3 separate regions of the Homo sapiens genome follow, and all the other regions are linked to region 3. A link is an interaction called in ENCODE POLR2A ChIA-PET data of the cell type or tissue named here. Cell type or tissue: GM12878. All regions are shown on one strand.

Region 1 (4,000 bases), 130 kb before region 3:
GGAGGAAATAATCTTTTTTTTTTTTTTTTTTTTTTTTTGAGATGGAGTCTCGCTCTGTCACCCAGGCTGGAGTGCAGTGGCGTGATCTCCGCTCACTGCAAGCTCCACCTCCCAGGTTCACACCATTCTCCTGCCTCAGCCTCCCACCACCACACCCGGCTAATTTTTTTGTATTTTTAGTAGAGACGGGGTTTCACTGTGCTAGCCAGGATGGTCTCGATCTCCTGACCTTGTGATTCACCTGCCTTGGCCTCCCAAAGTGCTGGGATTACAGGTGTGAGCCACCGCGCCCAGCCAAGGAGGAAATAATCTTTTACTGTGATAATGTTTTCTGATATGCTTGTGATACTGTTTCTTAAAATGCCCTTGTATTTTAGGAGTAAGTTGAAATATCTACAGATGAAATGATTTGATGTCTATGATTTTCTACAAAATAATTCATGGTTGGAAGGGGGAATATAGATGAGCTAAGATTGAACTGAAATGTTCATCACTGAAGCTGGATGATAAGTACATGTAAACTCATTATATTATTGGCTCTACTTTTATAACTGTTTTCCGAGAATAAAAATTCCTTGCTCTCCAGAAGCTTATAATAAAAGGAGTCAGACATTCCAACAAATAGAATACAATGACAAAGTGTTGGGTAAGCTCCAAGGGCAGCAATGGCTCTGGGATAGGCAGAAGGAGTCAGAGAAGATATCAAAGAAGAGTCCCTCGTTGACCAGAGGCTTTAAGGAAGAGTATCTCAGGCCAAGGAAAGACAAGCGGGTACAAAGGCATGTAGACATGAAGTGGCAGAGCTTCCCCACATGACTTATTAGCAGCTATGTTAGTGTGAGCGTAGGTTCTAGAACCAGACTACCTGTGCTGGAGTTCTGCTTCTGAGTGCCTGCTGTGAGACCTCAGGCAGGCTATGTGTAATGCCTCTGTGCCTCAGATTCTTTACCTATAAAACAAGGATTATAGCAATAGTAATATATACTTCAAGGGGCCGATGTCAGGAGTTGATGAGTTATTTAATGCATAAAATGCTTAGAAGACGGTGGGTAAAAAATAAATGCCAGCTATTAGCAATGGTAGCAGACTCCTAGCCCACAATACCACACATTCTGAAAAATCTCCTCCAATTTGTTAATTTATCTCCTTTTTGTTAGACTGTAAACTTGTAAAATAAGGACTGTGTCTTATTTATCTCTTTATCCCTAAAACCTAGCCTAAGACTATGCCCATAGTAGGCCTTGATCAGGAGTTCTTTCAGGTGTCAGGGTAGGGACCACCAACAGCCTCTGTCTAACTCGCTCTTTATTTCTCCATGTGATACCCTCAATTCCTGAAATTCTCTGGCTTCCTTTAGCTTCCTTCCTGTGTCTAACTCATCCCCTATTCTGCTCCAGGGTTGTTCATTTATAATTATGCCCTCTGGTCCCTCCCCTGGCAAGTGTTCCAGTGCTTCCTCTCCCTCTCCCCACAGATAAGATACTCTCTGAACAGCCTCTGCATTGCTTATTCTGCAATTAGTGAAGGGTGAGGGAGGCTGAACTCCTAGATCATACCTATTTGTGAAAAGTAGAATACTCTGGAAAAGAGAAAAGCAGGTCAGATGGCCAAAGTATAAAGCCTTCTAATGTAGCCCCAGCTTGAGGAAATCCTGTAGACATGTTTGTACCATCAGCTAAAATCTCACTGTAATGTTCTGAGGGTTTAGAAACTGCTAGGGAGGAAGGAGGCATGATGAGCAGGGAGCCCAGCTTTCTATCAATTTTTGCAAACTTCAGTATTTCTTTTTCCTCTGCTAGTAAACGTCCTCATTTTCCCTCAGAGCAGAGTCAGAGAGAAAGAAAATTGAAAGATCCATTTTCATATCCGGAGCCTGAAAACTGAGAACATGCAAGACTACAGATGGCTACTGACTCTACAGATGAAGTAGGAAAGTCAGATGCAGCTCCCTCTGTGTACAAAGTGCCCTCTGCCCTAAGCTGTGATGTGCGGCTGGAACATGATCCCAGTCTCCCCAAGAGTGGGGACTGCTGGTAGATCATTAACTAACTACCCACGAGCAGAAGGAAAAAGAGACCTCTGAAGTACCTCGCTCTACCCATTCTCCCAGTTTCCTCTGAGAGGACAATTCAAGGCCATGTCCCCAGCCTCAGGTTTAAGGGTTCTTTAATACAAAAAGAGTGGGGGAGGGGATCACAAAGCAGAAACAGGACACTGGAGAAAACAGACTGACCATGCTTTGTTTAAAGGTCAAAGTCTTGTGAAGCATGCCAATCTTTCTTCATTGCTTAGGCTCTGTATGATGTGAGCCTTGTCCTGTACTTGGAGCACTATGTGAACCCAGAGCTTTCCTTGCTTGGGGCTAGAGAAATAAAAAGGGGTAACTATTTAAAAAAGGCCAATAAACATAAACAGACTAGCAAGTATCTGAAATCCTAAGTGTGATTATAAGGAAGTGAAACTGATTTTCTTGTAGGCCTCAGACTGGTTTTGAAAGTAACTCTACATGGCAAGTTGACCAAAATATTTTGAGTAATGATGACAGAATTTTTTGAATAGATGTGTATTTATTCCCAGGACAACTACTTTTAAGGTGCCCATATTTATCTGGATATGATATACTTGTTAACAGAATCCTATACCTATAACTCACATGAGTTTCATAACTTTTTTGTCTTAACTTACATAGGACTGAGGAACAGTTTAATACTAGCAGGAGTTTAAATGAGCCAATTTCCCCATTTGAAGCCTTCCTGGTTAATTCCATCAGCCAGCCCTGTTTCGTCCAGAGGAGAAGGAGCAGGAATGGAAATGGACAGAAACAGACATGACATTCTCCCACTTCCATTTAACTCAAGAAGGGCTTTATTATCTTTATTGGAGAATTAGGCTTTGCTTATTCACTGGCTACTTCACATCAGACAGAGAAACTTAATTAATATAAATTATTCAAAGAACCAGCTGTAAAATTTATCACTAAAGTAACAAAGTACAGGGCAAGAGTTATTAGTGCTTCATGCATGTTTCAGCTTATTCTCTAAAGCTCAGCAACTTCTCTCTTCTTAAGAATTGTAAACCCTCCATACTGTCAGAGGTGTTCGAACCAGAGCAACTCCATATTGAACTGGGGCTGGGTAAAATGAGGCTGAGATCTGCTGGGCTGCATTCCCAGGAGGTTAGGCATTCTTAGCTGCAGGATGAGCTAGAAGGTCAACACAAGATACAGGTCACAAATCCCCTGCTGATAAAACAGGATGCAGTAAAGAAGGTGGTCAAAACCCACCAAAACCAACATAGCGATGAAACTGACCTCTGGTTGCTCTCACTGCTCATTATACACTAATTATAATGTATTAGCATGCTAGAAGACACTCCCCCCAGCACCATGGCAGTTTGCAAATGCCATGGCAATGTCTGGAAGTTACCCTATATGGTCTAAAAAAAAAGAGGAGCCCTCAGTTCTGAGAAATCCCTGCCCCTTCCTTGGAAAACTCATGAATAATTCACCCTATATTTAGCACATGATCAAAAAATAACCATAAAAATAGCCAACTAGCAGCACTCAGGGCTGCTCTACCTATGGAGTAGCCATTCTTTTGTTTCTTTACTTCTCTAATAACCTTGCTTTCACTTTATGGACTTGCCCTGAATTCTTTCTTGTGCAAGATCCAAGAACCCTCTCTTGGGGTCTGGATTGGGGCCCATTTCCCATAACATCTTCCAGAGAACCATGAAGGGACAATACTGGAGAGACCCCCGACTCCAAAGGAAAATTATCCATGCAGCACCAATTGGCTGACTCTGGGTAAGTGCTGGGGTACATTTTATCCTGGGTAAAGGACAAAGTTGGGTTAGAGGCCCAACCTGAAAGGGTTAGAATACCTTCTAAGACATAGCGGGTTGTGCTCGCTTCAGCAACACATATACTAAAATTGGACTGATACACAGAAGATTAGCTAAAAATTTTTATATATTAAAAGAGAAAAGGAAGGAAGGAAGG
Region 2 (4,000 bases), 150 kb before region 3:
AGAAGAGAGATCATCAACCTAGAAACATGGTGACTGGGGTTGGGCGCAGTGGCTCACGCCTATAATCCAAGCACTTTGGGAGGCCGAGGCAGGCGGATCATGAGGTCAGGAGTTCAAGACCAGTCTGACCAATATGGTGAAACCCCGTCTCTACTAAAAAAATACAGAAATTAGCCAGGTGTGGTGGCACGTGCCTGTAGTCCAGCCTGAGGCAGGAGAATCGCTTGAACCTGGGAGGCGGAGGTTGCAGTGAGCCAAGATCATGCTACTGCACTCCAGCCTGAGAGACAGAGCAAGACTCTGTCTCAAAAAAAAAAAAGAAAAGAAAAAAAGAAACATGGTGATTGAAAAAAAAAAATTGCAAGGATATAGTTAGCTAATCACCTTCCAGCAACCTTCCCACAACGAAACTGTATTCCTTGAAGGAACAATTAGAAACTACTTCATTCTGAGAGTTGTTTCCCAGCCCCCATTGTAAAATAATTTCACTTTCATTTCTTCTCCTCTTTTCTCTCCATGACAGATAATGCTCTACCACAAGAAAATGGCCTCTCACCTGGGGCCATTGCTGGCATTGTGATTGGAGTAGTGGCCCTGGTTGCTCTGATAGCAGTAGCCCTGGCATGTTTTCTGCATTTCGGGAAGACCGGCAGGTATGATGGCCTTTCCTCTTGTTCTGTTTCCTCCAAGGCTGACTGCCATGCTTGGGAGAGGGAAAGAATTCTTTGCCTGTCTCTGGGCCTGGATCTCATACTCCTCCCACTAAACTCCTGCTTCTCGGCACTAATTCCCACAGGTTTCCTCTTCCCTGGTCTTCGTGCTCCCTGTCTCCCATTATCTCTTGGACATGGGTATTCCAATCCCCATCTAATCTAGAGGAAGAGACTCAAGTATGTTCCTCTGTCCCCTAGTCAGGGAAAGCAAGGTCTAAGAAGGAAAACAAATGAAAAAATGAAAGAAGCAGCAGGAGAAAGCAAGTCATGTGCTCTGTTGACCACATTGGAAGAGGAGGGAGAAATAGCATAGGAAGAGAACCTAAGAGAAAGCAAAAACAACCAAAGTCCTCTTGAACAATAAATAGAGAAAAAAAAAAAAGTATCTACCCCGGAAAACAAAATGGGAAAGGTTTTAAGGATAGAAGTAGGCACAGAAGCAGCTGATAAAGAATGAAATGAAATGTGAACATCCAGCAAACAGGAAAAGAGTAAACACTAGAAGGGATTGTAGTTAGACTGAAGAACGAGGCCCTCAGAAGAAAGGCAGTATGAACATCAAGGACTCTAAGGAATTACCTGCTCACAGTGTCCTTCCTAACTTACGGAACAAAGATCCTGTGCTTGGGAATAGCAGTCACAGTTTCTGATATTTATTTAGGGCAAGCGACCAGCGTGATCTCACAGAGCACAAACCCTCAGTCTCCAACCACAGTAAGTAAAGCCACTTACCCCAGTGAGAACTGGTATGTTCCACCACGTGCCCTCCCCTGGCAGGGAATCCTGGATTCCCAAACCACTCCCTCCCTTCTGAATTTTCACAGAAAGGATCTCTATTTCCCAACCCTAAGGTGGCATAGGTCTTCCCACCCTTCCTAGCCACAGGAGTCCCCTGAGACACATCTGAGGAGAGAGGCTCACTCTGCCTAGGCCAGGCAGGCCTGAGGAAGATCCCATGTTTCCAGGAGCCATTTCCTCAGCCTTACTCCTTCCGCCTCCTGCCTCTATTACGGATGTGGGCACTCTCCCTTGGTGAGACTTTCCTTATCTTGTGGGTGCTGTGGGTGCTACAAGTCTCAATGCCCCTCCTTGCCACTGGAGCATGTTGCTGAGAAACACATCTGGGCAAAAATCAAGGCCTTGTGAACTGGTAGAACTCTTCACAAGTGGATTGTGGCCTCCTGTGGTTCTGCCCCTGCCCCCTCTCTGGTACTAACATGCTGGGTCTGGACCATACACTCTGAGGGAAGTAAATTCCTTAACTGATCCTTAAACTCCCCACCCTCCAACTGCCACCTCCTTCAGCTAGAATCACCTGAAGTCAGCTTTGCATTTCCATGGATCGCTAACTCTTCTTTTGCTTCTCCAGCTCAGGACCACTCCAATGACCCACCTAACAAGGTAAGCATAGCCGGTTTTCATGGGCTTATTTTCTCATGGAAATGATTCTGTGTAGAATTGATTATTCATGAAGACACAATGTAACATCAAGTTTGGGTTAATGTTCCTCAGTGCAACAACAAAGACGTATTTGTAATCACTCCCATGAGTCTACTTTGCAGCAAGAACATGCATTTTGGAATTATTCCCATCCTGTGTCTGAATACTGGATGTGACTCTTAGTAGCTCTGTGACCCTTGTCAAGTAACTTAACCTCTTTGATCATCAGCTTTGTCATCTGTAAAATGGGCATTCTGCCTACTTCAAAGAGAAGTTGAAGGGATTAAACGAGATAACCTACAAAGAGCACCCAGCACAATGGCCTAAAAAAGGAAGGCACTGAATCATTCTCACTCCCCTACCTTCAGTCTGATCCTGCTCTTATTGTCAAAAGGATAATTTCAATTTTAATAGATCTGAGATCCTGTTTTTTAATAATAATTTTATAGAATTTTTCATTTTATGGCCAGGCACAGTGGCTCATGCCTGTAATCCCAGCACTTTGGGAGGCCAAGGCAGGTGAAACACAAGGTCAGGAGATCGAGACCATTCTGGCTAACATGGTGAAACCCCAGCTCTACTAAAAATACAAAAAAATTAGCCAGCTGTGGTGGCGGGCGCCTGTAGTCCCAGCTACTTGGGAGGCTGAGGCAGGAGAATGGCGTGAACCCAGGAGGTGGAGTTTGCAGTGAGCCAAGATTGCGCCATTGCGCTCCAGCCTGGGCGACAGAGGGAAACTCTGTCTCAAAAAAAAAAGAAGTTTTCATTTTACCTTTTCAATAGAGCAAACATACATACTGAAAAGTGCTAAATCATAATTATACTTTCACAATGTATGAACTTTCACAAGTTGAACACACCCAGGTAAGCAGCACCCAAATCATGAAATACTACATGACCTCCCCTTAAAAAGAGACCCTTCCAGCCAGGTGCAGTGGCTCACACCTGTAATCCCAGCACTCTGGGAGGCCAAGGCAGGTGGATCACTAGAAGTCAGGAGTTCTAAACCAGCCTGGCCAACATAGTGAAACCTTGTTCTACTAAAAATACAAAAAATTAGCCGGGCGTGGTAGTGGATGCCTGTAATCCCAGCTACTTGGGAGGCTGAGACAGGAGCATCGCTTGAACCCGGGAGGCAGAGCTTGCAGTGAGCCGAGATCGTGCCATTGCACTCCAGCCTGGGCGACAGAGCGAGACTCCGTCGCAAAAAAAAAAAACTCTACCAGTCACTTCCCTCCAAAGAGGAGTAACCACTATCCTGACTTCTAATGCTCCAGATTAGTATTGCTTGGTTTTGTTCCTATCTAAAGGAGAAATAAAACATATCCTTATATGTGGCTTCTTCAACATTGCTTTGTGAGACTCATCCATATTGTATGTATTTGTGGTTTGCTGGTTCTCATTGCTGCATTATCCTATCCCATTGCATATATACCATAATTTCTCTCTTCTAATGATCATTCATCAGGAGGTCAGCAAGCAGAGAATGGGTAACAACAAAAGCCCTTCTCCAGAGCTAAAATTTCAAAATGGTAACAGCTTGTGGTGCTGAATCACACCAGGCAAGGTGAGGCCCTGCCCTGTGTCACTGACTTAACTGATCATTATTTGTGCTTTTCAGATGAATGAAGTTACTTATTCTACCCTGAACTTTGAAGCCCAGCAACCCACACAACCAACTTCAGCCTCCCCATCCCTAACAGCCACAGAAATAATTTATTCAGAAGTAAAAAAGCAGTAATGAAACCTGTCCTGCTCACTGCAGTGCTGATGTATTTCAAGTCTCTCACCCTCATCACTAGGAGATTCCTTTCCCCTGTAGGGGTAGAGGGGTGGGGACAGAAACA
Region 3 (4,000 bases):
AATGTTCCCAGAAGGAGACAGAAAAGAGTATCAGGAGTGGGGTTGCAAACCACAGTTTCTTAGAAAAATGTAATCCCAGCACTTTGGGAGGCCGAGGCGGGCGGATCACGAGGTCAGGAGACCAACACCATCCTGGCTAACATGGTGAAACCCTGTCTCTACTAAAAATAGAAAAAATTAGCCAGGCGTGGTGGCGGGCGCCTGTAGTCCCAGCTACGCAGGAGGCTGAGGCAGGAGAATGGCGTGAACCCGGGAGGTGGAGCTTGCAGTGAGCAGAGATCGCGCCACTGCACTCCAGCCTGGATGACAGAGCGAGACTCCGTCTCAAAAAAAAAAAAAAAAGAAAGAAAGAAAAGACAAGAAAAAGAACAAATGTGGCTGCTGAGGCAAAAAGGCTTCTCTTACCCCACACTGAGAACCTGAAGAGTCCTTGGTTAGGGGCTGGGTAGCAACTCACAAGCCATATTTGTATGTCAGGACCCCAAAAACGTGCACAATGAGATTCAGGCTCTTGGGAACTTACCTCAGTGTATAAGGCACTTTATTTATTGCTTGGGCCATAAGTGAAGAATAAGAGGAAAGAGGTTAATTTGGGCCGGCTGCCTGAAAGCACTTAGGAAAAGGCAAAGCAACCATGGAATCCTGAAATAGAAAACCCTGACTGCTGTGGCTGGAGCTCTGAGCCCACTGAGGGGCCTGCAAATCACTGAGACTTGCTGAACTGCCAGAGGCAAATTCTCTGCTGGGCTGGGCTTCCAGATCTAAATTTAGGGCACTTGTTGGCAGATGGTGGGACAATCTGGGAGGGGTAGAGAACCCTGAATCCTCAGTCCTGGACAGCACTTTCTGCTGTAATCTCCCTAGTGACCAAATGCAAAGATGCCCAACACCATACACTGCATTTCCTGAGTTCATGGAAAAGGTGTATGAACATAAGTTCTGAGAGCAGGACTCTAGCTCATCTGCTGACATTCCCCACTGCCTAGCAAAGCACCCAGCAGAAAGAAGGTGCTCAATGATAAATTCGCTGAAGAGAGGGAGGGAGGATGAGAGGAAGGAGGCAGACCAGAGAAGGAGTGTCTCCGCTGCCTGCCCCAGACTCACAGGCCAAAGCCATTAAAAAGAACAATGCTGGGCCAGGCGTGGTGGCTCATGCCTGTAATCCCAGCACTTTGGGAGGCCGAGGCAGGTGGATCACAAAGTCAGGAGTTCGAGACCAGCCTGGCCAATATGGTGACACCCAGTCTCTACTAAAAATACAAAAATTAGCCAGGTGTGGTGGCGTGCATCTATAGTCCCAGATGCTTGGGAGGCTGAAGCAGGATAATCACTTGAACCTGGAAGGTGGAGACTGCAGTGAGCCGAGATCATGCCACTGCACTACAGCCTGGGCGACAGAGCGAGACTCTGTTTCAAAAAAAGAAAAAAAGAACAATGCGGGATGGTTAGAATCAGGCAGCCCTTGAGCCAAATCATAACAGGTATCACCTGCACGCCTATTATGTTTGATTTGTGCGGTGGAATCTAAGCCAACACTTCTTTTTTTTTCTTTAGACGGAGTCTCACTCTGTCACCCAGGCTGGAGTACAGTGGTGCGATCTCAGTTCACTGCAACCTCTGCCACCCAGGTTCAAGCGACTCTCCTGCCTCAGCCTCCCGAGTAGCTGGGATTACAGGCACCTGCCACCATGCCTGGTTAATTTTTGTATTTTTAGTAGAGACAGGGTTTCACCATATTGGTCAAGCTGGTCTTGAACTCCTGACCTCACGATCCACCCACCTCAGCCTCCCAAAGTGCTGGGATTACAGGTGTGAGCCACTGCACCTGGCCTAATTTTTTTTTTTTTTTTTTTTTTTTTTAGAGACGGGGTCTCGCTCTGTCACCCAGGCTGGAGTGCAGTGCTGTAATAATGGCTCACTGCAGTCTCAACCTCCCAGACACAAGTGATCCTCCCACCTCAGCCTCCCAAGTAGCTGGGACTACAGACACACACCACTATGCCTGGCTAATTTTTTTTTTTTTTTTTTTGTAGAGATGAGGGTCTTGCTATGTTGCCCAGGCAGGTCTCGAACTCCTGGCCTCAAGTAATCAATCTGTCTCAGCTTCTTGAAGTGTTGGGATTACAGGCCTGAGCCACCCCACCCAGCTAAGCCATCACTTTAAAGCTAGGAGGTTTCATAGAAAGTCTGGTAAAAGTCCCCTCTCACATTCACATACACCATCAACAATGCTCATCTGGCCCCTGGGGACAGGCTGTGCTCTCCAATTCACTGGCCCCACCTCTTCCCCTTGCCACCCTCCTGGCCACTCCCCCATCTCCTTAGCTGCCCCAGCTCTTCAGGCGTGTGAGAACTTGGCAAGCACCGAGAGGCTGGGGGAACAGCGCATGCCCGCAGGACTGTGGGTATGCCTTCTGCTCCCTGGAGCTCCCACAAAGATAAATGATGGAAATTTCAATAATATCTGGGGAGAACCCATACTACCATTAGGATCCCAGGCTTGGAGACGAGAGGCCTCTGCTTACCACAGACCAAAATCACAGGGGCTTCTGCCCTTCTGGCCACATTGACAGCCCCCATGGGGAACTCCCGCAGCCACCCTCTTGGTGTGTCCCATACAGTGGAGACTGGGAATCCTCCCAGTGGCAGGACTTGGGTCAGCCAGATTGGCCCTCTCACCACTGCTCATTACAGTAACAATGATCATGATCATTAGCCATTTTTTAGTGCTTCCTGAATGGCAGGCATTGCTCTATGCTCTAAGTAAATTCTCCCCCATTTAACTGGTACAACCTCCCTAGGGGACAGGATCTAGTGAAATGATTCCCATTTTAGCAAACTCTCCCTGAGGTCTTGGAGAGGGGAAGTCACTCATCCAAAGTCAAACAGCCAGGAAGTGGCCAAGTTGGAGTCAAACCCAGATCCCACTGACTTCACAGCCTGAGCTTTTGATCGCAAGGCAAACTACCTCCGGGTGAGAGCTAATGTACCACTCCCAGGCAGGGCTCCTGGCACTGGATGCCAAGGTCTGTGGGATTCTTGGTCCTCCACACCCTGCCCTCCTGGTCTCGAATTTCCACGAAGTGCTGTTGGTTTCTTTAGTCCACCTCTCAAAATGGCAAGTGTCCCACATCCCTGCACTGTTGTCTACTAGTGTCTGGGTGGTGGCTGGACTGATCACTTAGTTCATGGGTTGTCGGATGGTGAGCAGTTTTGCCTCAATTGGGTCTTGCATAATCGAGGTATGAATGAGGAGTGGGCTCTGGCTGAGTGACATTGCTTCCACATGTGACAGTGGGAGGTGAATGTGTCTTATCTCCCACGGGGGGGCAGTGGGGTGGGGTGCGAATGCCTTTGTCTGCCACCACGACAGTTTAATCATGTCAGGTGGAAGCGTCTTTGGAATGGAGTTTCTGGAAACAAGAGAGCATGTGCCAGGCACTCCAAGGGGTGGACTGTCACGGGTACACACATGCCTGCCTAGGCCACACCCACCTTCAGGAATCATCTCTCCACCCCACAGCCTAGAAGAGGCCTAGATCTGACGTGCCACGTTTGAACCACGTGCTCCTAGCCCTCCCTGGCCACATCCCACTACACCAAGGCTGGACATGTAGCTCGTGCACTAAGTCAGAGTTTCTCCTCGAGAATGTGAGCTAACCGACAAACACAGAGATGAACGTGGTCTCTGGAATTAGAAGGCATCTAGACTGGGAGTCAAGGCTGCAATCTGAGGCCATGTGTGTTGACTATCAGACCGACAGAAACCCGACAATGGAGAAGTGTGGAGAACAGCTGAGATTACGGGTCATGTGGCCTGAGAGCAACAGAGCAGAAACACTTCCTGCTCTCAGAGTCCATCAAATACCCACACTTCCTTATAACAAAACCAGCTCGAGGGAGTGTCTGTTTCTTATAACCAAAAGTTCCATAAGTAGAGAGAGAAAGAGAGAGAGGAGGGAAGCAGAAAAGGTTTGGGAGGTTGAAGGAAGAAGCATTA

The links. ChIA-PET counts read pairs that join two places held together with the same protein. Peaks named below come from ENCODE experiments on the same cell type or tissue, not always from the same donor. Only the 100,000 strongest peaks of a DNase experiment are listed, where the experiment ranks them.
Region 1: POLR2A ChIA-PET joins it to region 3 with 9 read pairs; 4 of 35 experiments call an interaction of 5 or more read pairs at or near these places.
Region 2: POLR2A ChIA-PET joins it to region 3 with 6 read pairs; 4 of 35 experiments call an interaction of 5 or more read pairs at or near these places.

What each region holds. Positions count from the first base shown.
Region 1 is chr19:42,496,046-42,500,045 of GRCh38, reverse strand. The region is part of intron 2 of LIPE-AS1 (LIPE antisense RNA 1); the gene reads right to left. Among named protein-coding and RNA genes, the nearest start is that of CEACAM1, 30 kb to the left of the region's middle. In GM12878, no CTCF peak of the experiment used is centred here; DNase peaks (open chromatin) are centred at 2,445 and 3,266; H3K4me3 peaks cover 548 bases; H3K27ac peaks cover 1,773 bases.
Region 2 is chr19:42,509,003-42,513,002 of GRCh38, reverse strand. CEACAM1 (CEA cell adhesion molecule 1) reads left to right here. Exons shown (of 9, transcript NM_001712.5): 6 at 524-653; 7 at 1,375-1,427; 8 at 2,083-2,114; 9 at 3,775-4,000. The coding sequence ends at 3,894. All of the region lies in intron 2 of LIPE-AS1 (LIPE antisense RNA 1), which reads right to left. Among named protein-coding and RNA genes, the nearest start is that of CEACAM1, 17 kb to the left of the region's middle. RefSeq lists an enhancer at 417-606. In GM12878, no CTCF peak of the experiment used is centred here; no DNase peak of the experiment used is centred here; H3K27ac peaks cover 1,070 bases.
Region 3 is chr19:42,363,633-42,367,632 of GRCh38, reverse strand. The region is part of intron 35 of MEGF8 (multiple EGF like domains 8); the gene reads right to left. Among named protein-coding and RNA genes, the nearest start is that of MIR8077, 15 kb to the right of the region's middle. In GM12878, no CTCF peak of the experiment used is centred here; DNase peaks (open chromatin) are centred at 2,262 and 3,772.